Regions from separate parts of the Homo sapiens genome. Here region 1 is linked to region 2. A link is an interaction called in ENCODE POLR2A ChIA-PET data of the cell type or tissue named here. Cell type or tissue: A673. All regions are shown on one strand. Links, peaks and the distances in the headings refer to the core of each region. The heading gives the core; the rest is flanking DNA.

Region 1 (2,899 bases), core at 94-2,593, 180 kb after region 2:
TTCTTGCCCTCCTTTGCTCAGGTAAGTGAGACCTGGCCAAGCCCCATGACACCTTCTGCTGCCCTAGGTGGGGTCACAGAGCATCCCAGAAGGTCAGGGAACATGTGTGCAGCACAGGGCACTATGGAGAATACAAGGGAAGTGGAGGCCTGGTCTTGGCCTCTAAGAGGTAACAAGGGTTGGGGTGGGGAGGATGCATCCACACTCAATGCCTTGGTAATCTCTGCAAAGCTACACACCCCAAGCCCAAAGGAACCGCTGGCTCAGCTGCCACATGGGGAAGGGGAGTCGGCAGGACTTCCAGGAGGAGGCAAGGTCTCTTCGTGGGTCTGGGGGAGAAAAAAAAATGTCTAGGTAGGAATTATGGCTTGTGCCAAAGATGGGGCACTTGGAGGGGTGGGCCTTGCAGGAAGGGCATTTGTAAATCCCAAGAGTTGGCATTGCAGCAATGGTGAGAGGTGGGAGGTCCCTGAGGCCCGGGAGTCAGAGGACAGCAGGCAAAGAGAGAAACAGAGACAGCCCCCAAGAGGGCTCTGCAGAGGGTCCTGCGCCGTGTGCTGACAAGGTAAAGAGAATGATGCCGCTGTGTGGTTGAGGGGAGGAGGCAGGTGAGACTGAGTCTGTGAGACCCCGGTGGGCCAAACCAGGATCAATGAAGAAAACTAAAGGGAAGAAACCACAGCTGAAACGAAGGGAGAAACGGAGAAACTTCGCAGTACGCCTCCCTCCGGAAGTAGTGGGTTCCCATGGCCGGAAGTGTTCTCAGTGAAGTCCACACTGTACTTACCGAGAGCTTACTTCATGCAGGGACCATTCCTGGACATTCTAAATTTTTCACATGGCCTTAGGAGGTGGGTGTTATTATTATCATCCCTTTTTACAGTGAGGAGGCTGAGGTTTAGAGAGGCTAAACCTCTCGCCCAGTACTATGGAGCACTTGCTGGGATTTCTGTTCAAGCAGGGTCACTCTAGAGCCTGTTATCTGAGCCTTGGTGACTCAGTGTGGTCCTGGAACAGCAGCAGCTGGTTAGAAATGCAGGTGCTCAGGCCCCAGCCTGGACCTTCCGAATCAGAATCCACTTTTCAGCAAGGTCCTCAGTGATTTATGTGCACAAATCTAGGAATCACTGCTCGGGGCCACCTGGCTGTCCTGCAAGCACGCTGGGTACCTGGTGTAAATTAGTAAAATGCTGCCCCTCCCCCAGCAGAAGCAGCTCCCAAGGGGCTCTTGGCCTGATGAGGAGAGCAGGGGCTGGCTCGCAGTCCCACCGGCCCCTCAGCTACTATCCTTCCTGCAGGCTACAACCTGTAAAACCATACCCAGGGTTCTTGCCTTTGAAGCTTCTTCTAAATAGATTTACTAGGGCTTTGAAGGTGGATGTTGCTATGGGAACTGGGCAAAGCTGGTGAGATCACAACTCTCTCTAAACTGAGCATGTGTGGGCCTCAGCTACAGACTCCCAGGCCCCACCCTGGCAGGCAGAAATAAATGTGTGCCTCTGTTGAGCCAGGCCCCACTTGCTGAAAGCCTGGCCCTCAGCGTTCAGTGCCTGGGCAGCACGATCTGTCCCAACTGTGAACTGCCAGGACTCAGGGCAGTAGGTCTTTCCAACCCCCAGGCCTCAGTTTCCCTCTTCTGAAAAGTCCTCCTTCTTCCCAAAGTGCAGCGGGATAATGACAAGATGTTTCCAAGTGAGAAGTGGACCTAGGTGGAGCCTATTTCCCACGCTCTTCTCTTATCTCCACCTGGCATGGAGCCGACTCCCTGCTGGTGGCTGCCAACAGCCTCCCTGCAGAAAGCGCCTATGCTGCTGTGTCTCAGGATGGTGCTGGCAGCTGCCCAGAGGCACCAGAGACAGTGCTGGGTCAGGGGAAGAGCCACAGAGGGTGCCAGAAGGAGGGAAGGGCAGAAAAGAAGGCTGCCTCTCCTGGTGGTCCCACACAGTGCCTTCCCCTAGCCAGGGCCCCGATTTGCCAGTGGCATGGGGCCCCAGGAAGCAGCACACAGGCTCAGGTTCACACTTGCACCCTCCTTTCCCATTGCTTCCCCTCTCAGGTTTCCAGCCCAAGGTGCAGAGCCGTCTGGTGGGGGGCAGCAGCATCTGTGAAGGCACCGTGGAGGTGCGCCAGGGGGCTCAGTGGGCAGCCCTGTGTGACAGCTCTTCAGCCAGGAGCTCGCTGCGGTGGGAGGAGGTGTGCCGGGAGCAGCAGTGTGGCAGCGTCAACTCCTATCGAGTGCTGGACGCTGGTGACCCAACATCCCGGGGGCTCTTCTGTCCCCATCAGAAGCTGTCCCAGTGCCACGAACTTTGGGAGAGAAATTCCTACTGCAAGAAGGTGTTTGTCACATGTGAGTTGGCCACAGCCCACAGTGGGTGGAAGCAGTTACTACTTTACCTCTAGGACCCGGTCAGGGTGCATGTCTCTAAAGGGAAGCCCTGGGGAGCTAGACAGAGAGTCCCAGAGACCCAGAAAGGATGGAGACAGGGAAATTGGAAGGCTAGGGAGCAAGAGTACTCAGACAGCAATGGGCATGAACAATAATAGGAGACAGGGCAAGCAACAGGCAGATCACTGTCAGGCAGCTGATGAGTCATAGAACTTCTCCTTCTACCTTCTACTTTTGCAAGGTGGAAGCCAGAAAATCAAATGGTAGATAGCACATATTTGCTACATGAATGGTAACTAAACGGGAAGTAAAAGAGAGAAATGGATGGATGGATGGATGGATGGATTGGTGGGTGGGTGGGTGGGTGGGTGGATGGATGGATGGATGGATGGATGGATGGATGGATGGATCGGTGGGTGGGTGGATGGATGATGGATGGATGGATGGATGGATGGATGGATGGATGGATGGATGGATCAGTGGGTGGGTGGATGGATGGATGGTTGGATG
Region 2 (2,868 bases), core at 2-2,501:
ACTAATGTTTGACTTCCTGAAGATCTCCAGGGGTGTCTACAATTCCTCTTCAGCTATTCAGAAGGGGGCGTGAAATATAAACACCATGAGAAAGGTAACCCTTCAGCCAGAGATGGCAGAGTTCCAGAAGCAGAAAGGAGCCTTGGAGGTCCACTAAGTTCAACACTTGGGGAAAGAAAGGCCCAAGGAGGGAGGCCACGCTGTGGGTGACTGGCCAAGCCCGGGCTAGAACCCCATTCTCCCAAGTCTAGCCCTCTACTTGCTTCTCCCCAGAGTCAAAGCACTTTAGCAGTTGCCACCTCCTTTCCAAGCCTCCCTCCATCCATGTCCCACTCCTGGGGAGGCCCCATACTCACCAAAGTCCTTGGGGCAGTGCAGCCAGCCCCCGGGCAAGGACAGCAGTGCCACTAGGCTGGAGCCCAACAGTGAGCCCACCCCCGACAGGCAGAAGAAGATGCCCATGATGGCGCCCTGCATGGAGCGCGGGGCCTCTGAGTAGGCAAACTCCAGGCCTGCAGAGGGGGAGCAGAGACGATCTCAGGGGCTGGTGCAGGCGCAGAGAACAGGCCCAGGCCCCTGCTTGCTGCCCCTGACCCTGCCCCCACCAAGCCACCCTCCAGGCTTCCCCTGGATGCCTGTCCACTCAGTGGCAATGACAGCACCCATGCATCAATGCCGCCTTCCCCTCTGCCCTGCTCACCTGCCTCCTGGCTGAACCCCTGCACCGGGGTACTCCATGCGCTGCCCCAATAGCTCTGTCTCCCCTCCTCCCCTTCCTGCCAGGTCTATCATTTCAGTGACAGCACCATCTTTACCTCCTCTCTCTCCCCACCCTCTCTGCCCACCTTCAACGTCATCGTCAAATTGTTTTGATACAGCCTCTGAAATCTATTCTAAATATATGTCCTTCTCTCTATTCCCTCTGCCCTGGGTCCAACCCCAGCCCTGGTCACTTTCTGCAAATGCCTCTTAAACTCCCCTGACTCCTGTCCTCCTCACACAGCCAGGAGCATCAGTCTAAAGGACCTCGGATGGGGTCCTTTCCCGGCCAAAACCCCCTGGAGAGGAGGGGCGCTGTTGCCTTCAGGAGAAATCCCAAGGTGCAGGCTCAGCGCACAAAGCCCTTCGACACTTCGGCTCCCTGCACCTCCCATGCCTCTCCAGCCCTATCCCCCACGCTTCCCAAAGGCTTGGGCCTTTGCTTATGCTGTTCCCTCTGCCTGTAAGACCGCTCCTCCTACCCACTCACCTGCCCGCCTCCTCTCCATGCTTAAGGGCTCCCACTGCACTCTGCCCTGACTTCCACAGCACTCCACTGGCTCACTGTTTGCCTGACTCTCTCCCCATCTGAGTGAGCTCCCAGGGTCAGTCTTTTCTTTATGTCTGACCCAGCCTAGCCCTGGGCCCGCAGCTGAGGAAGCCCTTGCTTTTTTGCTGACTGAAGGGCCTGCCCCAGCCTTGCAGCTCTAGCTCCCAGCCCGGGGAAGGGGGTTGGGAGGGTGGGGAGCGAAGGACATAGAAATCCATTACTATGACCCAGAGTACTGTGTGCTATGATAGAGAGATGAACACGGGGCGGGAAGGGAGGACCCCTTCTGCCCAAGGACCTTGGTATTTAGGCTCAGAATTGAAGGGGATATTGGAGTTCACCTTCAGTCTAAGGTAGAGGGAACAGCAACTTCAAAGACACAGAGGGTGGAGAACCTGGCACCAGGGGAATACGTGGAGAGCTGGTGTGGGAAGTTTCTTGCTCGCCTCCAAATCCCCAGTGCCTGTCACATAGGGGCTGACTTGAACCAGGTGCTAATTATAGACCCCCGTTGGGTGAATGAGCCCTGGTCAGAAAACACTGCCTTCCTCCATGCAGATGGGCCCTGGGGGCTGCATCCCTGGGGTACCTGACTTTGAGGTGCCACCGGGCAGAGCCCATCACTGGTGCAGGAGCAGGGGAGGGGATCCAGGGTACCTGGGATGCTGGCAAAGATCTCACTGATCCCAATGAGCAGGTACTGAGGGATCTGCCACCAGATGGACAGTGGTGCCGCGTTGTACAGGACCTCCCCAATCTGCTGGGACACGGTCTCGTTGTGGTGGATGTAGTGTAAGCGCTCCATCTCCAGGACTCCTGGTGGAGGAGCAGAGGGGGATTATAGTCAGGCCCACCCCAGGCAGCTTAGCCCACAGAAGAGCTTGTACATGGTGGGGATGGGGTACTCATGAAGCAGCCAAAGATTGAGCAGCAGGCAAGGAAAAGAATGCTGGACTGGGGGGTGGAGGAGGGGGCCAAGATGTGACCAACTCCTCCCTTTTGGTCTTGGCTGCTAGAAGCTCCAAGCTGAGTTTTGCACTCAATAACACTAACAACTCTCATTAATGGAGAACCTGTTATGTGCTAGGCATTTACCATGCATCCTTGCTGCGGAAGAAAGTGAAATAACTAGCACTTTCAAGTGCTTAACTAGAAAGTTAAGCAACTAGCCCACAGTCACACAGCTGATAAGTAGTCAGGGCTGGATTTGAGCTCTGGTATGTCTGGTTTCAAAGCTGGCCTACTTTCCATGATATCACATGACTTCTCTACTGCAACGTCAAGTATTGCTGTAGTGTTTCTAACCTGGCTTTCAAGTTTAACTATGTTATCTCCTTCTCCTGTGTTGCTTGGGAGATAGCTGTGCTCTAGTGGAATGAACATTGGACATGGAGTTGGGGGACCTGGGTTCCCAGCCTGGCTAGCTGTGTGACCTTGGGCAAATCACTTAACCTCTCTAGACTCAGTTCCCTTACTCAAGAAGCAGGAATAACATTCCCAGGATTATTGTGAGGATAAAATAGGACAAACTGCTTTAAGGATATAGCTGGAATAAAATC

Evidence for each region. ChIA-PET counts read pairs that join two places held together with the same protein. Peaks named below come from ENCODE experiments on the same cell type or tissue, not always from the same donor. Only the 100,000 strongest peaks of a DNase experiment are listed, where the experiment ranks them.
Region 1: POLR2A ChIA-PET joins it to region 2 with 6 read pairs; 5 of 35 experiments call an interaction of 5 or more read pairs at or near these places.

Annotation. Positions count from the first base shown.
Region 1 is chr11:61,119,555-61,122,453 of GRCh38, forward strand. It overlaps CD5 (CD5 molecule), which reads left to right. Exons shown (of 11, transcript NM_014207.4): 5 at 1-21; 6 at 2,057-2,350. Among named protein-coding and RNA genes, the nearest start is that of CD5, 19 kb to the left of the region's middle. In A673, for the core only: no CTCF peak of the experiment used is centred there; DNase peaks (open chromatin) are centred at 1,417 and 1,787.
Region 2 is chr11:60,937,514-60,940,381 of GRCh38, forward strand. It overlaps SLC15A3 (solute carrier family 15 member 3), which reads right to left. Exons shown (of 8, transcript NM_016582.3): 6 at 1,967-2,125; 7 at 357-512. Among named protein-coding and RNA genes, the nearest start is that of SLC15A3, 13 kb to the right of the region's middle. In A673, for the core only: no CTCF peak of the experiment used is centred there; no DNase peak of the experiment used is centred there.